Regions from separate parts of the Homo sapiens genome. Here region 2 is linked to region 1. A link is an interaction called in ENCODE POLR2A ChIA-PET data of the cell type or tissue named here. Cell type or tissue: CD4-positive, alpha-beta T cell. All regions are shown on one strand. Links, peaks and the distances in the headings refer to the core of each region. The heading gives the core; the rest is flanking DNA. Region 1 overlaps FHIT (fragile histidine triad diadenosine triphosphatase). Region 2 overlaps FHIT (fragile histidine triad diadenosine triphosphatase).

Evidence for each region. Peaks named below come from ENCODE experiments on the same cell type or tissue, not always from the same donor. Only the 100,000 strongest peaks of a DNase experiment are listed, where the experiment ranks them.
Region 2: POLR2A ChIA-PET joins it to region 1 with 6 read pairs; 2 of 35 experiments call an interaction of 5 or more read pairs at or near these places.

The regions. Positions count from the first base shown.
Region 1 is chr3:60,408,294-60,418,417 of GRCh38, forward strand. The region is part of intron 5 of FHIT (fragile histidine triad diadenosine triphosphatase); the gene reads right to left. Among named protein-coding and RNA genes, the nearest start is that of MIR548BB, 200 kb to the right of the region's middle. In CD4-positive, alpha-beta T cell, for the core only: no CTCF peak of the experiment used is centred there; no DNase peak of the experiment used is centred there.
Region 2 is chr3:60,048,455-60,058,578 of GRCh38, forward strand. The region is part of intron 5 of FHIT (fragile histidine triad diadenosine triphosphatase); the gene reads right to left. Among named protein-coding and RNA genes, the nearest start is that of MIR548BB, 560 kb to the right of the region's middle. RefSeq lists a silencer at 6,564-6,767. In CD4-positive, alpha-beta T cell, for the core only: no CTCF peak of the experiment used is centred there; a DNase peak (open chromatin) is centred at 5,257.

The sequences.
Region 1 (10,124 bases), core at 3,759-6,258:
GGCATAGACTTGAACATTTAATGCCAACAAAGTCCCATTGTCAGACCCCTCCTGCAACTCCTAATCCACATATGTCTATCCGGCATCCACTAGGACAACTACCTGCGTCCACAACATTAACATGATGTGGACACCCCAGAAGTCCACTAAAACCCAGTGGGGCAAGGAATGACTGTACTAGAAATGTGTGAAAACAATGAGATTTGAGGGTCTTTACTGATCAATGATAGAGGATGAGGAAAAAGAAGAAAGGAAAAAGATCAGTGAATGTCTCAAGAAGACAAAAATAAAGGAGATTAGGAGAGACAATCAGGGAGAGAAAAGAAATGTTGACGGTTAAGAGGAGAAATAATTGACAACAGAAAATGAAGGTCAGTCATCTGGGCCAAGTGTATCATTTACTTATCAACTTGGTATTTCCTAAGATCTAATGTGATAGGAGATACTACAGAAATTAGAATGAAATATGACTTTAATATTGATTAAGTTCTATCCTGGCACTTGCCCTCAAAGGAAAGATCAATTACCATAATCAGGGAATAGACTTTTTTAAAAACAAAAAACAAAAGCCATAATTCCAGTGGCTTTCCTGAGAGAATTTATGAGTATTGCCATAGATTAAAGAATGGATATCCTCCAGCAGATGACAGCAAAAAATTCTGTAGCACAGAGTTTAGGGACTCGAGTCTGGAGTCAGACTCGGGGGCTCAAACGCCAACTTTGCAGCTTAAGAGTTGGGTGACTCCTGCAAGTTCCTTACTATTTATTTGATCCTCAGTCTCCTTCTCAGCAAAACAGGAGAGTACAGATTTCATTGGATTCTTGTAAATACTGAATATGATAGTGTATGTTACAAAAGTAAATCATAAGCCCAAAGTTCTTTTACTTGGCCTTGATTAAAATTATAATTAAAGCATTGGCTATTAGGTTCAGAGCATTTAGGGGTAAACTTCTAAGCAAAGAAACTGTTAACCCAAGCACTACTGAAAACATAAATCCTGGAGTAATCATAACCCTTTGTTTAGAGAGAAGAAAGAAAAGGTCTAAAGACTATTTAAAGTAAAGTGAAATTTGAGACCAATCTGTGGAGTTCGTGTTCTTGTAAAGCTGAATATAGGCATCATTTGGTTTACCAGAGCTGGCAATGATCTATCGCACAAATTGAAAGATTTACTTTAACTGTGAATCTGTAACCTTGGACTCTGGATATTTATAGCTGTAATGAGAAATTACATTTGTTAGAATGTTTGTATTAACTTTTTTCCCCACAGGAACTTGGTTTGCCAACTAACCTTGTAATAACCATAGACTAAGATGTCAGTGATCTAGTTACAGTTTACTCAAGCCATTTGAAAAGCTGAACATTTTCTTGCTGAAAGTAATACATCTAAAGTCATACTTCCCTGAGAGAATAAGTCATTTTGGAGTTAATCAAGAAAGGGACAGATTATCATCAAAATACAATGCAAAAATCTCAATTTTTCACAACAATGCAATTCATTCAGCAAATCTCAATACTCCCATGCTACACGAACCTTCTTTAGATTTTCTCCTGGGTGTATCTTTGAAGGAGCATGAGGAATATTTGCTATGGCTCAAAAACCAGATATGCATTCCATCTGTTTAAAAGCTTATAGGGTATTATAGATGAAGCAAGCTTCTAAATTCAACCTTAAATAATGGGAAAATCGAACAAAAACAACACCCTAACAGATTTATTTTAATAATTCTGGCAAGAAGTACAAATCTAAGGAAACAGAAGCAAAATACAGGATAATTCAGAATACTAAGAACCTGCTATTGTTTAACTGAAAGCATAGGTAAAAGTTACAAAAAGTGATGCCACGTTTTGATGCTGCTTACTGGCTGCATCTAGAGAGAGGCAAGGAGGTATCAGGCATTTCTGCCAAAGCTAGGTGAGGTATTAACCACTGAGAAGATAATAGGAATAGATGAGCAAGTTATCCAGATGGTACAAGATGGCAGGTAATGTATGGATAATTGCAAGCCTCTCCGGAGTTAAGGGTACTAAAGAAAAGAAAGTCTATGTCTAAAGAGGAGAAAAGAAGACAGACAAGCTGGTTACATTGGAGATTTTTATTTATAAGACTGACACAGGTTAATTTCATTCCCATCAAGCAATTATTAATAAATTCTCACAAGGTTTTATCGTGGATAAAAGAATTGTAATACGTGATTTTAAATATTTTAATTGCCAAAAATAAATTTCCAAAGTATTCACAGCATTTTTTTACTTTGAAAAGTAATTAGCATAAGCAAATAACACCTCCTGGGTGACTACTTAACATATATACTGGCTACTATTCATGAAATTGTATTTAAAATGCAGAGTCAAATTTCCATATGTAAGATAAACAGTATATTCTTCATTTCATTTTTAAAAATATAAGAGATTAATTAGCTAAATAATTTCCCTGGAAAACTATTAAGTAGGACAGAGGATTCAAGACCCTAAAATTAATTTTTCAAATGTTAAGAGGTTTATACATCCAAGCTCACTTCCATTCTCATATTGCTTATTTAATGACTTCCTGCAAACACAGACACCACAGCCCAAGATCTTTCTCTTTCCTATATGGAGTAATAAGACAGAGAACTTAAAGTTTTGGTCTTTGCAAAATATGTGTACTTTCTTCTTGACCATTAATTCTTGAGCCCTGAGGCAGATAGAAAAATTGGAGTAGTGTGCCAAATGTCAATGTAAAGGAGACAAATTTGACAGGAGATGGAGAAGCATTAACCCCTTATACCTATATATCTAAAATGGTATGTTATATATGTTAAATACACATAAAGGATTTCTGTCTGCACCATCATAGAACGATCTAAGATTCAAGCACCCAAAATTACATGATACTGATGCCAGTATTCTTTACATATTAGAAAAATCTTGAACTAGTTCTTAAATCTGATGACTTGGGTCTCCCCAGTCTGTTCAATAAGACATTTTGACTCCTATTAAGAAGAAACACTCTTCTTATTTCAACTTGGAAATTAACAAAGAAAACAGCATTCATTGTAGGGAAAAATGGCACATTATTTTTTATAACCTCCTCTTACTTGAGTAGAAAAATAATCCACTTAATGTGTCTAGAAGGGCAGTAACCCTACATTAGGGGAGAACAGACTCCCAGGGAAAAAGCCATTTACAAAACATTGAGGAACTGCCAAACGTTGTAGGGTTCATACAGCCACAGCTAATTACTATGTATATTGTATTTCTGGACCTACTGGCAATATATTGGCTGATCTTTCTGGATTGTGTCTTCTCAGCTGAACGTTGTTTATTTCCCACATCATGCAAATGACAGGGAGGATGTTGGTCTATTTTGTGATTGGCAGGGTAAAAACTTAAAATTGTGTTTTAGATTAGGTCACAAAAAAGTGTGCCAGATGGTTGTTAACAAAAAAGAAAATGCTTTCAACAAACCTCACATGTTGTATAATCTTGGACAAAATACAAAAGATGTAAATGTCCTGCCACAAATATATTGGAGCTGGATCCACCTGACAATGCTGAAATATCTAGTAGAAACAATTCCCAAAGAGGTATGAATCTGACTTTTCTCTCTAGAAAAACTGCTGGATGACTTCTTAGAAAAGTTAAGTCAGAACCCATGTTTTTTTAAAAAATCATTTTTCAGTGGTACCTTTGTATTTATTGTCTACTCTAGTATTTTCTCTTGCCTGGGGTGGGGGGAAACATTTTTTCACCTGTATTATCTTCAGAGAAGATAATACACCTGCAGTGTTTTAGCTTGGAAAGTTTTAAAAAGTAAACAGGACATGGTGGCACATACCTGTAGTCTCAACTACTTAGGAAGCTGAAGCATGAGGATGGCTTGAGCCTAGGAGTTTCAGTCTAGCGTGGGCAACATAGTGAGACTCCCATCTCTAAAGGTAAGTAGATACATAGGTAAATAAAACAAAGGCAGTATATTTTCATTTCCTTAATAAAAATCTTGAGGAAGGTGGGGGAAAAGGCATGTACTAGCTTGCGTTCCTCATAGTCCATTAGCAGATAATTTTCTCAATAGTGTATGAGGACAAAAATAAATAAATAAGACCAGTTTCACATTTAGGTCCCTAGAGATTCACAATCATCATCTCCCTTCTGTCTGCCAGGATTTAAATTTTATTTTTAATGTGGCCTCTCTTACGCATTTCCCTCTCTCTGCAGATTTCCTAGTCTCTCCCAAGATAACTGGAATTGTACTCAGTATTAGTCAAGTGAGAGTGCCATTTATTGACCACCGAAGAAAAGCCAGGTACTCTGCAGATCTCACTTCATTCCTCATAGCCATACCAGGAGGTAGCCCATTTGCAGATGGGCAAACTGTAACTCAAGGTTTCTCACCTAGGAAGGGACTGAGCAGAGTCTCAAACTGATATGGTTTGGCTCTGTGTCCCCACCTAAATCTCATTTTGAATTGTAATTTCCCCATGTGGAGGGAGAGACCTGTAATCCCCATGTGTCAAAGGAGGGAAGTAATTGGATTATGGGGGTGGGTTTCCCCCATGCTGCTCTTGTGATCATAAGTAAGTTATCAGGAGATCTGGTGGTTTTATAAGTGGTAGTTTTTCCTGTTTGCACATGCTTTCTCTCACCTGCCACCATGTAAGATGTGCCTGCTTCCCCTTCCACCATGATTGTAAGTTCCCTGAGGCCTCCCCAGCCATGCAGAACTGTGAGTCAATTAAGCCCTTTTTCTTTACAGATTACACAGTCTCGGGCAGTTCTTCATAGCAGTGTGAAAATGGACTAACACACAAACCTAGATCTAACTCTCAGACATGTTGTTGATGTTGACAGAAGGTAAAAGAGTCCATACCAAATGAACATTCTTTTAGCTACATACAGCAATTAATTTTCACCAGCCCTTGAGAAAAGATTTGAAGCACTAGTCAGAAGGAAAATTTATTAAATAGAAGGGAAAGACATCAAAGAGTTAATAAATTCAGAAACTGTACAACTGAGCCAGGTGTTGAACAGAGGACTAGACATGGAGTTAGGGTGAGTAAGAGGGAGAGAGAGAGGGAGAGAAACACTAAGAAAAGAAAGGCAGAGAACCATGCAACGACTTCCCTGATTTTAACAATGAAAGTAGCTCAGAACATAGGAGTTACTTGGCCAATAGAGTTAAAGGTCTTACTTAAGAAGTACCATGCAAATTCCATTTCTGGTTGCCAGACCCTGATATACCACATGTTCATTTCTCAATAAGTGCATGTTAGGTAAATTGACCACTGTCTCTTCTGAAATGGAAATGTCTATAGTGGTAAAGGCATTGCCATTGGATTTGAAAGCTGCAAAGCAAGTTGACTGCAGGGAACTCTGTGTGTGTGTGTGTGTGTGTGTATGTGTATGTGGCTTGTAAATTATTCTTTTAAACTGCTTACAAATTAGCTGTGAAACTGGTAGTATGTAGTTGTCCATGTCAATAACAAAAAAGCAAACACACAAAAAATGCAGATCAGAAGAAACATAACCTCAGTCACTTCATATTAACAGACCATTCACTCATCCATTTGTTTAAATATTTATTTAATAACTACCACATGCTACGCACTGTGCTACATGTTAGGGGATATATTGGTGAATAAAATAGTTATGGTTTTAGCAATTACAAAGCTTACAATCTAGTCAGAAAAACAGACAAAATTCAAGTACAACAGAAATAACTATGTAACTACAAATTGTGATAGAATATGAAGGAAATAAATGAGGCACAATGATAAAGACTGGAATGATAGGCGGGTGGATGACAGAGAAATGCATTTACATACAGTGGTTAGGAAACGCCTTTATGAATCCAAATTCTAGGATCTAGATGGAGCTCTAACTTAAACATATATTGGAATCACATGGAGGGCTTGTTAAACTAGATTGCTGAGCCCCACCCACCAAAGTGTCTGATTCAGTAGTTCTGGAGTCAGGCAGATAACTTGCATTTCTAGTAAGTTCCCAGGTGATGCTGATGTCACCGAACTAGGAAGCACACTTTGCAGAATTACCGGACTAGAGCATAGTGCAGGAGACAGAAAGGGGCCTGAGCTGAGGTTGGAAGAGTAGGCAGGGAAGCTCTAGATACCCTGACACATGCTCAGTGACAATATCAGTGCCAAATTCAGAACCTGTCTAGGACTTGGAGTGAGTCTAATGATCAAGACAACTATGACCACTACTGTTATCTTTGCCAAAGGAAGGACCTCTATTACTCCCTCTTCTAAGCTAAGAACCTGAAAGCAAATTTATCAAGGAATACAAAGAACCAACTCTAAAATCAAACAATATTTTTTACAAAGCATTGCTATATTAACACAGTATCTACCATCCAAAGAACCTGATGTTATCAGAGCATATTTAATAGAGAAGATAAAAGAGATCAAAAGGTGGCATCTGCCTTCAAACATAGAGCGTTCTGAGGATTACGGCAAGGAAGGCATTTCTGTTAATAGTAGAAGATGTGAGCATGCAATTATTGTAAGAATGATCTAAATTATAAGTAAAGAAGATACCCTTGACCTCATCTGGTTTGAAACATTTAACTGGCTTCCAAAGGAAGATAATCTTTATTAGTATTTGAAAAGTTAGATAGAAAGCTACCAGAATTTTGATAGTTTCGTAGCTCTCAACTTTAGTCTTCCCCCAAATCATTTGGGAGCTTGTTAATGGTGTAGATTACCAGAGCCATCCTCAGAGTTTCTGATGGAATCAGATGAAGTGAGGCCCGGGAATGTGCACTTTAATAGGCATCCTCAGGCATTCTGATGCTGGTAGATTAAGGACCACAGTTTGAGAAATACCTAGTTAAGGCATGGTACCCTGTAAATGGCAAAACCCAGATGGATAATCTCTTATGGATTTTGATAGAGATAATTGAAGTTTTACTATGTGCCAGGTACTGCTGGGCACTTCTTAAAAGTACTCCCTTTAGTTTTTAACAATTTAAAAAAATAATACTCAAGTGATGAGAAAATGGGATTCAGCAAAGCAACTTGTCTGTAGTTGATCATGTACCAAATAATTTATAGAGCCAGAATGTAAACTGAGGGTTTCTGACTCCAATAATACATTTATTTCAATGATACTGAGCTCATGATTGCTAACCTTTGTGAAGCTACGACAATCATTAAACGATTTCCTGGCAACCACAGCTTCTCCTAAAAGCATTATGTGATTTGGCCTTTTAAAATAAAGAGAAACAGAGTGTAATCATATCTTGAGACTCTGAAAAATCCTTAGATGTCTAAAAATATTCACAGGTGCTGGACAACCAAGTATATGAATCAATAAGAGAATCCCTAACTTAAAGTCTTGTCCACTGATATTACACTGGACATATCTATCCAACATCAAGCTCAGAGACAGAATGTTTAGCAGTGAAGGGTAGAAACTGAAGACAAACGCCTGAGTTAAAAAAAAAAAAAAAAGTCTCTATCATGGATTAGCTATGTGAAAGTGGGTAAATGATTTGATTTCTCTGAGCCTCACTTTCCTCATCTATAAAATAATAATAATTACTTTGGGATTTTTATATAAGATATTATTATATAATACTATTATATATTATTATTACATACAATATAATTATATATAACATATTAATTCCATTAATTATAATTATAGTGTAAAATATATTATATATAATAGCTTACATATTTTTGAATCATTTGGCATAGTACCTACCACACAGTTGTTCAATACATGTTATCTTAATTCTTATTAAATTATTACTTTTAAGAGGCATGTGATGCAGTTAATAAAATAGTGGAAAAAACATAAAGGCCCAATAAACATAACAAGATGGCCAATCTAATCAGAATTTTGAAAAGGCAAATAATTAAATAAATAAATCAGCAAAATATCACAAAATTCCCCATAAGATCATAAAAAAGTCAATATTCATAGGATAAAAATATTGGTGAAGAAGAGGAGAAATAGGTATTCTCTCTCATAAACCATAAATTGATACAACCAATAAAAGGGCATTTGACAGTTTGTTAAAAAAATTGTTTTAAATGCTGTGATACAGAAATCCTATTTTTTCCTATTGATTCTACACTCAGTAGAACAGATTTCGGTAACCTTTTCCTGTAAAGGGACAAAGAGTAAATATTTTAGAGTTTGTGAAACTTTTTACAGTCTGTCATGATAACTCAAGTCTACCACAATTGTGTGAAAGCAGTCCCAGACAATGCATACATGAATTAGCTTGGCTGTGTTTTAATAAAATTTTATTTATGGACACTGAAAGTTGAATTTTATCTAATTTTCTGGTGTCAAATATTCATATCGTGATTTTTTTTCAACCACTTAAAAATGTAAAAACATTTCTTAGCTTGCAGGCTGTAACAAAACAGCAGCAGGCATGATTTGGCTTAGCAGCTAGCTGTAGTTATTAACTGCTACCTTAGAGTGATACCTACTCATGTGCACAAGGAGGCATGGACAAAGACATTTACTGTAGCGTTAAAAATCTGAGAACAGGCCGGGTGCGGCAGCTGATGCCTGTAATCCCAGCACTTTGGGAGGCCGAGGCGGGAGGATCACGAGGTCAGGAGAGCGAGACCATCCTGGCTAACATGGTAAAACCCCGTCTCTACTAAAAAAATACAAAAAAATTAGCCGGGCGTGGTGGCAGGCGCCTGTAGTCCCAGCTACTCGGGAGGCTGAGGCAGGAGAATGGCATGAACCTGGGAGGCGGAGCTTGCAGTGAGCCGAGATCGCACCACTGCACTCCAGCCTGGTCGACAGAGGGAGACTCCATCTCAGAAAGAAAAAAAAAAAAAAAAATTTGAGAACAACTATTAGATCATCAATAGAGAAATGGCTAAAAAAGTGTGGCTACATCCATAATCTGGAATATTATGTTATTCTATGCTAATACTATGTTAGCAAAAAGAATAATTTATCACATACAATTGTAAGAGATACTCAAGAAACTTCATGGTGAAAAAGCAAGTTGCAACTGTTCAGTAAAAATGCAAGCTATGCTCGGACTTAGAGGTTTTAGTACTTGCACCATTATGGCAGTGAAAAAATTCGTTAGAGAATGAGGTCGGTCACTTTTGGTTCATCATTCTGTGATCACAGAACACAGTGGGTCCATTTGCTGAGACGGAGCCATTTGCTGTTCATAAATGTTTGGATTTGTCTTTCAACAACTAGCTGACAAAGGCATAGGCTTAAATGAGAAAAGAGGCAAAGAAAATATAATAGAAAAACTCAAAGAACACATAATTAAAAGCACTTGGGGGACTCCTGAACAGATTCCTACTGTGTTTTTATACTGAATGTCATCATTCTCAATGATCAGGAGGCAGATGACAGCATCAAGACAATATGGTGTCAAGTCACATTTCAGAATGTTCCCGGGGCTCTGATCAGCATTAGCCTGACTAACCAGATCAGAGAAGAAAGTGGTCACAGCAAATACCCTGTCTCAGTTCATTACTCAACACCTGTTAACTGTGATTAACGGCCCTGGCTAATTATGTGTTAAGAGCATCTCAGGCTGTAATGGATCCCAGAGGTCTGCAAACTTGACTTCATTTACATGTTTGTCTCCTTTCAGAAGGTCTCAGCCAAACATGGCCGAAATCTCCCGAGCATTTTATGAACTCCCATGTCATCAACTCAGAGTTTCAAATACACCAGGGTCTTCCTAGAAAGGACAACGAATGTCTGAGATGTACATTTGTTTCACAGATAAAGCAGGCAAGGTTTAGATTTTATGGCACATAAATGGGCCTCTTGTTGCAATTAATATTATAAAAGGCTGCTAATCTGTGTGCATTAAACTAATTGTTACATTTTGTGATCTCGGCTAAAAGACTAAACTGTATTTAGATGGCAGAATGCACTAAAACCTCGCTTTATGTCTCAAACTAAAACTGCAAAAGTCAGAAATCAAAAAGGCTTCAGAGAAGCTTTTTGTCTACTCATTTTTAGTTTTAAAAATATGTATTAACATTAATTTTACATAATTATGTCATGCTATATTCATACATTAAATATTAATACATATACAAACCTATATATATGTATCTGAATGTGTGTATATATATATATATATATATATATATATATATATATATAT
Region 2 (10,124 bases), core at 4,111-6,610, 360 kb before region 1:
CGTGAGTCTCTACGACCGGCCTTAAGTTCTCTTTTCAAAGGCCTTAGCTACAAATGCGGTCACATTCTGAGGTACTGTGGGTTAGGGCTTCGGTGTGAATTTTTGGGGAAACCACAACGCACCCCATAACAGCAGGTGTGTTAACGTTCTACAAAACGCAACGGTGGGTGAATTGTAGGACTTCCCTCTGCTTTATGAGGGCTTAATTGTATAGGGCCTTATTTTGGATCTTTCCACATTCAACAAGTTCTGAGAATGTGATACTTGGAAACCATGTTCATCAGAAGAGTGAAAGGCTTTCAGGTAAACGTCCTTTGATCTTTTTCACCGTGATGCCCTCCGATGACATTAACTGTGGTAGTAACCAGCATCATTCAGTTGCTGTTTTAGAAGGAACTTAAAAATGGAAGATTTGAAAACATGATTGTGAAACCATAATTTTGCACTGAGTCCAGTATTAACAGTTTTTCAACAGAGTTAACTCTTGCTGCTTTTTGTTTTAACCCTGAGTGTCTAGAACTGAGTTGGGCAAGCTCCTTAACCCACAGCACACCAGCAGCCTAGAACTCTCCAAGATGTCACTTGGATTTTCCTTCTGACCTGCCTTTCCTGATCCCTTGCTACCTCACCCTATAGACATAGGCTTACTTTTCCCTAATATTTTCCTGTACTTTAACGCATAGCTGTGTTTTTATGAAAAATAAAATACTGGGGTTTTATGCTCAACTTATTTAAATGATATTTCACTACAAATTATGTTCTTCTTCTATTTGTTTACATCATTATGCTTTTGAAAACCACCAGAATATGTATGTGTACCTCTGGATCTAAGCTGTTAAACATAGTAGCCACTAGCCACATGCAGCTACCGGGCATTTGAAATACGGCTCATGCAAGTGGAAAACTAAATTTGTAATTTTAATTTATCTTTAATTTAAATTTGAAAACCTGTATCTTAATTATGAGAATACTTTTAAATATTTTTGGAATATCTTGATGAATCTTCTTTTTTCAGTTGTACATTTTATAAAACTTAAATATGAATCAATCAGTTCCAATGAAAATTTAGCCTCTGATTTAAGATGTACTATAAAATACACATCAGATACTGAAAATAGTACAAAATAGGAATGTAAAACATATCAGTAAGTTTTATGTTGATGATATACTGAAATACTACTTTACATATATTAAATAAAATACAGCATTAACATGATCACCTAATTCTTTAAATTTAAAAAAGTAAAAATAAATTTTCTTGGTACTTTTTTGTGTGGCTACTAAAAATCTTTAAATTACACATGTGGTTCACATTATACTTCTACCAGACAGGGGTGATCTAGGTTTTAATTCCTCTAACTACTACAAGTATTCTATAATAAGCATAAATAATAATTTTACTTCATTCTCTTATCAGCAGGCAAATAGATTGTTTCTAATTCTTTACCATATCAAACAACCCTCCAAATTCCTGTTTTTATGCATCCTCACTAATACTTATTATGATCTTTCTTGTTGCTTTTGGTCAACTTGGTGGTTATAGAGCAGTGTTTCTTATTTAAATATTCATGTCTCAGAATACTGAAAGTGTACATATTAGCCATTCAAAGTTCCCCTTTCGTAAACTGCCCATTTATATCTTTGCTTATTAAAAATTTTGAATTCACATCTTTTATTTACCAATTAGTAGAAGTAAAAAGATATATTCCCAGTATAAATCTCTTGTCCACTGTTAGACGTAATTTTTCAGCTATTATACGTATCTCCAATATTTTCTTAGCTTGTACTTTGTTCATTTTTCCCATAGTTTATTTCATTGAACACAAATCTTTAATTATAATTAAATTCCTTAAATTTTACCTTTATTATTTCAAGAAATTCTACCCTAGTAAGAAATTGTGAAGAAATTTCATCTTTTCTACTCTTGGTTTATAGTTTCGCCTTCCATATTTGGATCTTCAGTCCATCATGAAGCCCTATAGCACTTAGAGCAGCAGATGGTTGCCAACATCCTAGGCTTAGGTACTTGCCATTTGAGAATCTGAACAAAACTGAAGACTTTCTTACTGAAAGAATGTATGTGCATAAAATACTATATATATAATTTCAGGCTGTTCCCAGACCTCTACTGCAAGCCCTTTCATGTATCCTTATGCAGTCCACAGAATCCAGGCGCAGGATCCCCGAGTCTCACAGATTCTACTCTCTATTCAAAAACTTCATTGTATTTTTCATGGCTTTGCTCACCATCTTTTTCTGGGTTATCTCATATTCTCAACTAGTTTATGAGCTCCTTACGGACAGAGACCTAGATCCAGGCATCTCCAAGATTTTTCATGGCACCTGAGAGCTGGGAGTGCTCAATAAATACGCCCCTTAGCAAGTGATATTCCAGAAATCAGACTCAGAGAAGAGAATGTGGTGTAAGGCCCAGGGGATTACTCTAAAGAGGCCTCCATTAATTCATGCATTCAATCAACAGTCATTGAGCTTGTCCACTGTTTCAGGTCCTGGGCTACATGGAAGATAATCAAGGGAAAGGCCACAGTTTGTGTCCTCAGAGGGTTCCTATTCTAGAGGGGACAGCAAAGGAGAAGTAATTATAACACGGGGCATCAATGCTCTGCTAAAGTAAGGAAGTAGGGAGCTTCTGGTCTGCATAACAGGAGGGTACCTAATGGGGCCTTTGAGGTAGGGGAAGGTTGGGCCTCTCAGCAGGAGTCATGTTTAGGCGGAGACTCACAAAAATGCATAGTGTTAAAAAAATTAAATTTAGCCTGAGGCTGTCTCCGTAATTTGAGTCCCTACCTAAGGAACTGCAGCCTAACCTAACTTAGTCTATTAAACACACCGAAAGCCTAATTTAGGATGCTTTTTTTTTTTTTTTTTGTAACAGCAGCTGAGCTTCAGCCAATCACAGGCTGCCAACTGATCAGACCATGACCAAATAAGGTGAACACCTAGACATAACTTAAGGAGGAGGCAGGATTTGACTGAGGAGGCAGGGCTCGGACACCAGATCAAATCAAAGACTACCTAGAACAGGGACAGAGTGGAAGTACATTTCCGTAAGATATGCCCACCACTGGTGCCATGCCACTTTATCTCTCCAGCACTTAATAGATTCTACCTGAACCCCTCACCCTCAACTGCTATTAACTGAACCTGGAAATCTGAGTATCTATATCTGTAGTGCATTAATGATTCTATATTTTGCACCCACTGTGTATTAATGACACAAAAGTGGAGGTTTCCCTTCAATGCTTTGATCCAACTCTAAGCTGCCAAGTCCCCAAGGCTGTAACAGTGTATACAGGATTCTACTTGTGAGCAAGGAAACAAACCATATATGGTGACTTCTCTCAGATAACAACATACAGGAAAAAAATAAAACAAACAAACAAAACAACTGCCTAATCTGGGAAGGTAGGAGTACTGACCCACTCTGTGAAACAAAGATTGGTTGGGTATCTCCATTGGAACAGGGCAAGAATATCTCTACAGACCCAATTTGGCAGCAATGGATAGATATCAGATGTTGTGGAGCCTCTATTTGCACCCCAACTGGACTAATTTTTGTTTGTGGCCATTAATGGGGAAAAGTCATACCCCATATTCACTCTTGACTACCCCATGAGCCACTTGTTTTTAGGAGTGGCTTTCCCTTGTATATAAAAAACTTGGAACAGAGGTGAATGTAGGATGGCCACTCTTGCTTCTCTAGGGGTCACAGTCTATAATCCCATAAGAACCAAGAACACCAGAAATAAACAAGCAACAGCATTAATTCTAGCAGGAATCAGAGCAGCAATAGAACGAGTGGCATCCTGGGGCAGCTTTGCCTATCACGAGTACACCCTGAAAAACTAGACTCAAACTCTAGAATCCCTAGCCACCAACACAGGTCATGTACTAAAGGGAATCCTAGAGTCCTTAGAATCTTTGGCAAATGTACTTCTTGGTAACTCATTCTGAGGGCTGCCCGATTAGTTGACTGCTCTTTGGTCAAACTCTGTTAAATTAAACTTGTCTACAGTTTTTCTTTTACCAGTAGGCAGCTCATCTGAAAACAGTAGGAGGGAAAAGAGGGAATCCTAGAAATCGATCTGTCATAAACATTGTGAACTGGCTAGAGTGCTCCTGCCTTTTCCTGGGAATCAGAAAGTAGCAGCCAGACAGGAAACCAAACCACCTGATCTTTTACAAACAGGAATCAGATCACTGTACTGCCACATTTAAAGCCACCAGGGGCATCCCATCTAGGATGGGATGGGAAAAAGTATGTCTAAAATATATATACATAGTGTATATAAATATATATTATATATAATATAAATAGTATATAAAATATATAAGTATATATTACACATATAATTTTTTCTTAGTATAAGTATGTCCCGCGTAATATTTGCAATGTAACTTACACTAACAAAGTATGTGTTATTTATCAGAAAGTCAAATTTATGGCAGTTAAACCTGCCAGCCCAAAGCACTTAAAATATAAAATTACACTTAAAATAGAGTCTTCAGTATTATATTTTCTCTGGCTTTCATCTTAGTGTGAGCTCTGCATTGTTCCCCATGCTTCAGGCATGCTGACCAGTGAGAATGAGAATAAGAATGCCAAGCTCCATCCCATCTTAGCACCTTGGCTTCTGTATCTTCTTTCCATTTAGAATGTGTTTTCCCTCTTTCTTAGCGTGGTTGGTTTCTTCTCTTCTTTCAAATACCAGTTTAGATGTCACCTCCATAGAGAGGCCTTCCCTAACCACACCACCTAAAGTAGGCTATCCCAATTATTTTCTCTCTAGATACATATATATATGTCAGTCCATAAACATTTTATTCTTTCACTTCTAAACTGTTGCCCTCACCATTATGTCAGAGACTTCTGCCTTTTGCATCTTTGTGTCCCTAGCCCTTAGCAAAATGTCTGTCACATACGAGATACTCAACAAATTTTTATCATATAATGGAAATCTTAAGTTAGTATTTTCTCTGGTGCTTCCAAGACATGCATTTTGCCTAGACATGTTATTGTTCGTCATGTGAACTGGCTATGGCAAAACACATTGCCTTCAGAGAGAAAGAGCCACACAAGTTGGAAAGGAAAGGTCACAAGGATGAAAGAACTCTATCAACATTAATGCCTTATAAAAAAATCTCTTAAGAGATACCAAAAGATGGAAAGAAATTGAGTCTATCATTTGAAGACATCCCCCACCCCCGCTTTTTTGCTTTCCTGCAAGTCATATCTGAGTCATACCTAAGGCACTTTGGCTGTGCCTCCTTGTGGTCCTCTCCATTTCTTACTACTTCATCTCATCACTTTACCACCTTCAAAGAGTCCTTTCCTCATATAACCTCACATGATGTTCACAGGATTAAAAAACTCCAAACGTTCAATAGAGAAACAACATTTTCTTAAAAATATACAGACAGACATATGCGAATTCTTTCAACATGCTTATAAATCTATCCACAACCCTACTCAGAGTATGCTTCAAATGTAAATCAGAAGCCATATATATTGTATTCTTCCAAGTGATTACTCTGGAAAAGAAAAATCACACATATTTATTGAGAGGAGAACAAATTTAATAATTTTGCTCAATCATCAAAAACATTTCTAAATATGAGCTATGATAGGAAAAAAATCAGTTTAACTTTACATATGAATTATTTTCCTGTTTTAATCATAGAATTTTTTAAAGTTTTGGATTAGATTCAAATTTCTTCAGAGAACTAAATGATAAGTTTGCAAACAATTACTGGAAAGAAATAAGGACAGGTGAGAGCAAAAGAAAGAAAAACGGTTACAGAGTGTAAAACTATTTTCAAGCACAAAGTTAAAAACTTCTAATACAGAACCTGGAAAACACTTTATGTGTGTGAGATAAATGAAAGCGTTGAGGTCAGATTAGAAAAACAAAACAAAACAAAACATAGCTTCTACTGACAAATGTAAATGCACCCTGTGATCCTGTTGCCAATGAAGTGGCATTGCTCTGATGTACCACTCCCATCCCAACCCAAGCACACACTTGTCAATGAGCACCAGGGTTTTCAAATTATCCAGAACTCTATCATAATGATGGAGCTAGGAAGTTCTTTCAGCCTCTTAACAGCAGCGCATTATTTTCCCTATAGATAATACTGAGAACATGGCAACACTTCTGCCTGATCTGCTTATTAATAATACCCAACACAGCATTTATTAGATAGAGAACTACTAGATGTTAGGTGCTGGGTTAAGCACAGGAAAAGAATCAACAAATTCTACATCATTTTCTTTGTTGTGTTGGTGGTGGTGGTTACTGTTGTTTATACCTTCAGATCTCTTTCTACACTAAATTTTTGGGTAGAAATGTTTAAATATCATCCTTAGCCTCCGCAATAATAATAGCATTTCATCACTATCACTGGTGAGAAATTTGTGTTTTATTTTTGTTTACATTTTACATTAAGAAATTAATGAAGTGGGAATGGCTACCTTTGCTGTATACTCCAAACTCCCACTGATCTGTGTGTGGGTTGCGTGTTTGTCTAGAGAGGACAGTTGCCCAACACAGGAAAAAAAATACCCTGTCATTATATGATTTTTCACAGAACTAAAAAGAAATAAACTACCCCCATTCCAAAGCGTGGCCTCCTATCTTTTTGCTACACCTCATATACTTTTCTCACATGGCAAGAAGGGTACCCTTGACTGCTCAGTGCCTCTCCCTCCTCTTGATGCTGAGATGCTCCAAAACACCACTGGGGTTCTTCAGGAGGGATTTCATTGTCAACTCCAGCTTGCAGTACAGGGAAGTGACATCTAGAGTGGGCCTCTTTTTGTCACTTTCCCCATACTACCACACACATAAAAATGCCTGTCAAACACTGTCCTACATACATGGATGAGAAAAAGAAATAAGCACTCTACTATGAAAGACTCTAACTAGAAAAAGCAAGGAGATGCCAACTGACAAATGTATGGTGATGGACTTTCTTTTTTTTTTTTTTTCCAATTCTCAGATTTATTTCTGAGGCTCTCAGCCAATTTCTGTGTCATAAAGATGGTGCAGTTCAGAGCTTAATTGCTTTAGCACTTGCACCAAGAAAAACTGTATTGCAAACAATGAAGAAAGAAGAGAGGAAACCAACATTTTCTAGGCACTGGCCACGTGGCAACCAGTGTACAAGGCATTTAGAGAAAGCTTTTTGATTCCATTCAATCCTGGAAACCAACATGTTGAAGGGCCAGATTTTTCACCATTTTATAGGGATGCAAACTTTAGCTCAGAGAGGTTAAATGACTTGCCAACAGTCACACAACTAGCACTTAGAGGAACGGGAAGGCTAACTCGGAGCTGATGCTGCAGCTTACACTCACTCCCCACTCCCACGCAACACAAACTCTTTCTAGGCAGCTTCGAAGGTACCAAACAAGTGGCTCCTAAGGACTCAGTAAACATTCCTGTCAGCTGGCCAAGATGAATATTTTGGATAATGTCCAGACACGTGAAATACCAGCTTTAAGTTGTGGAAGTGCTTCAGGCACAACCAAGTCTCATTTACGTCCTTTAAAAAATAGTCATGACCTGCCCCCTTCACACACTGTCATTCTTCTGGAAGGTATCTGAGAGCACAGCTCTGCAAATGCCAAGAGCATTATGCAGTTTCCATACATAGGGCTTCCTGAGTCAGGTTTGGCAGGGCAGGGGTTCAGTGTACAATATTTCTGCCTTATTTCTTTAAGTTTCTCTTGGCTACAGCTCTTAAGAGACACACAGAGGGAATGGATTCTGTAGAAGATTTCTCCCAGAAATTTTGGTGTAGATTAGAAAGCTTGGTTTGCTTCTGGTTCTATTACTTGAGATTTATTTGGAACTAAAAGGTTTTCTGCCTGAGAGTAACCATTTAATATATTGGGGAGGGGGGAAGAATAAAATGCTCCTTTTGTTTTGCTATTTGCACCACCCTGTCCCGATTCTATTGTTTGCAGTAAGTTTTGTAAGAGAAACTCTTCTGCACTCCTTATTGTGTTACAAGTTTAGATGTACCCAAACCATCAGCAGTTAGATTCCAAGTATACGCTTTTGATTGATTCAAGTGCATTACCCGGGAGGGTGTGTGCTTTGCTCTGTTGTTCTTCCAGCCAACTCCCTTGCCAGCTGCTGAAATGATGCCACCACCGGTCTCCATGTCATGCAGATTTTACACCCTGATACCAGGAAAGCAGAAGCATTTCTCAAAAGACTTTTTGCTGGCTTGGCAGGAAAACAGAAATTGCTTTTTATCAAAATGAAAAAGGTTTTCTTCATGGGAAACAGCAAAAGCAGTTTGAAAGAGGGGCCAATACTTTTATCCTAGATAAGGTGTTTTCAGCAGAGCAGACAGAAAAACATGTTTTCCTTCCTTTCATGACATCAATCAGATCCCCAAAGCCAGCTACCTTTATTCACAGAACAGATGGAGCGGTAATGGTCCCAGAGGCCACTCTTCCTGGTCTGGGGATCTTGCCATCCCTGCCTGAAAGTTCTCAAATCCAAGCTCTGGGAACTTGGGATGCTTTTTTCTGCCTCTCCCACACTCCAAGAGGAACACATCCACTATTATGCATGTCTTCATTCTTTGTCCTGGGTGGAACTTCTGGGGGTGGGAGAATGGGTGATAAAGGGGGAAGTGGGATTCACTTTGTGAACACCTACTAGAAGCCAAGCCAGGTACATCCTATGCATTATTTCATATAAACCTTACCACAAAACTTTGAGTGGTATTATTATGTCCATATGACAGACGCCAAAGAAGTAGACTAGGGGAGTTAAATGAAATCCCAAAAGTCATATACTAATATGTGGAATACTAGTAAAATCTGGAATGTGAACCCTGCCTGGTCTGTTGCTTCAGAGCTTTGATGTGCCACCAACAAACACTTCCATGCCTCTCTGCTTAGAGGCCCAGTTTAAAATGCTATCCTCTGGATAAATATGTGGTAGGTCCATACAATGGAATATTACTCAGCCATGAAAATGAAATTCTGACACGTTACAACATGAATGAACCTTGAAAACATAAGCTAAGTGAAATAAGCCAGTCACAAAGGATGATATTGTGATTCTGAAACCAACCCAATAATCCCATAGATAGTTTTTTGGATAGACGTAGAAATTGACCTTTGTGGTCTTAATGCTTGAAGTTTATATTTGTTTTAACTGAGTTCCTTCCTCAGGAAATGACCTTCAGGCCTCTCGAAAAAAAAAAAAAAGTATTGGCAAACTGAAACTCACCAGATCACCACATTTTGACAATGAGATGCTGGACCCCTCATTCTCAGGATTGCTTCCTTGCCTCTCCCTAGTTCCTGTTTTCTTATACATTATTACATTTCTTCCTGGCTATATAAACCCCTGGTTTTACATAGTCTGGTTTTGGTCAGGGAAATGGATTTGAGACTGAACTCCCTTCTTCTTGGCAATACTCATCATCTCAGTGACTGGTTTTCTGCACGGCAAACAGCAGGACCTAGACCGAACCCCTAGTGTTTTGGTAACAATTCCACTTCTGTGAGGTACCTAGAATAGGCAAGCTTACAGAGACAGAAAAGTAGAACACAGATTACCAGGGGCTGGGGGAGGGAGAAAGTAGTCCGGGGAATAGGGAGTTATTGTATAATGAGTACAGAGTTGTGTTTTTTTTTTTTTTTTTTTTTTTTTTTTGAGACAGAGTCTCGCTCTGTCACCAGGCTGGAGTGCAGTGGCTCGACTCGATCTCGGCTCACTGCAATCTCCGCCTCCTGGGTTCAAGCAATTCTCCTGCCTCAGCCTCCTGAGTAGCTGGGATTACATGCCCAGCTAATTTTTGTATTTTTAGTAGAGATGGGGTTTCACCATGTTGGGCAGGATGGTCTGGATCTCTTGACCTCATGATCTGCCCGCCTCAGCCTCCCACACTGTTGGGATTACAGGCGTGAGCCACCGTGCTGACCGTGTACAGAGTTTCTATTTGAGATGACAGAAACTTCTGGAGTTGGATAGTGTGATGACTGCACAACATTGTGAATGTACTCAGTACCACTGAATGACACAGTTAGAAATGGTTAACATGCTAAATTTTATGTTATGTGTAGTTTGCCATCA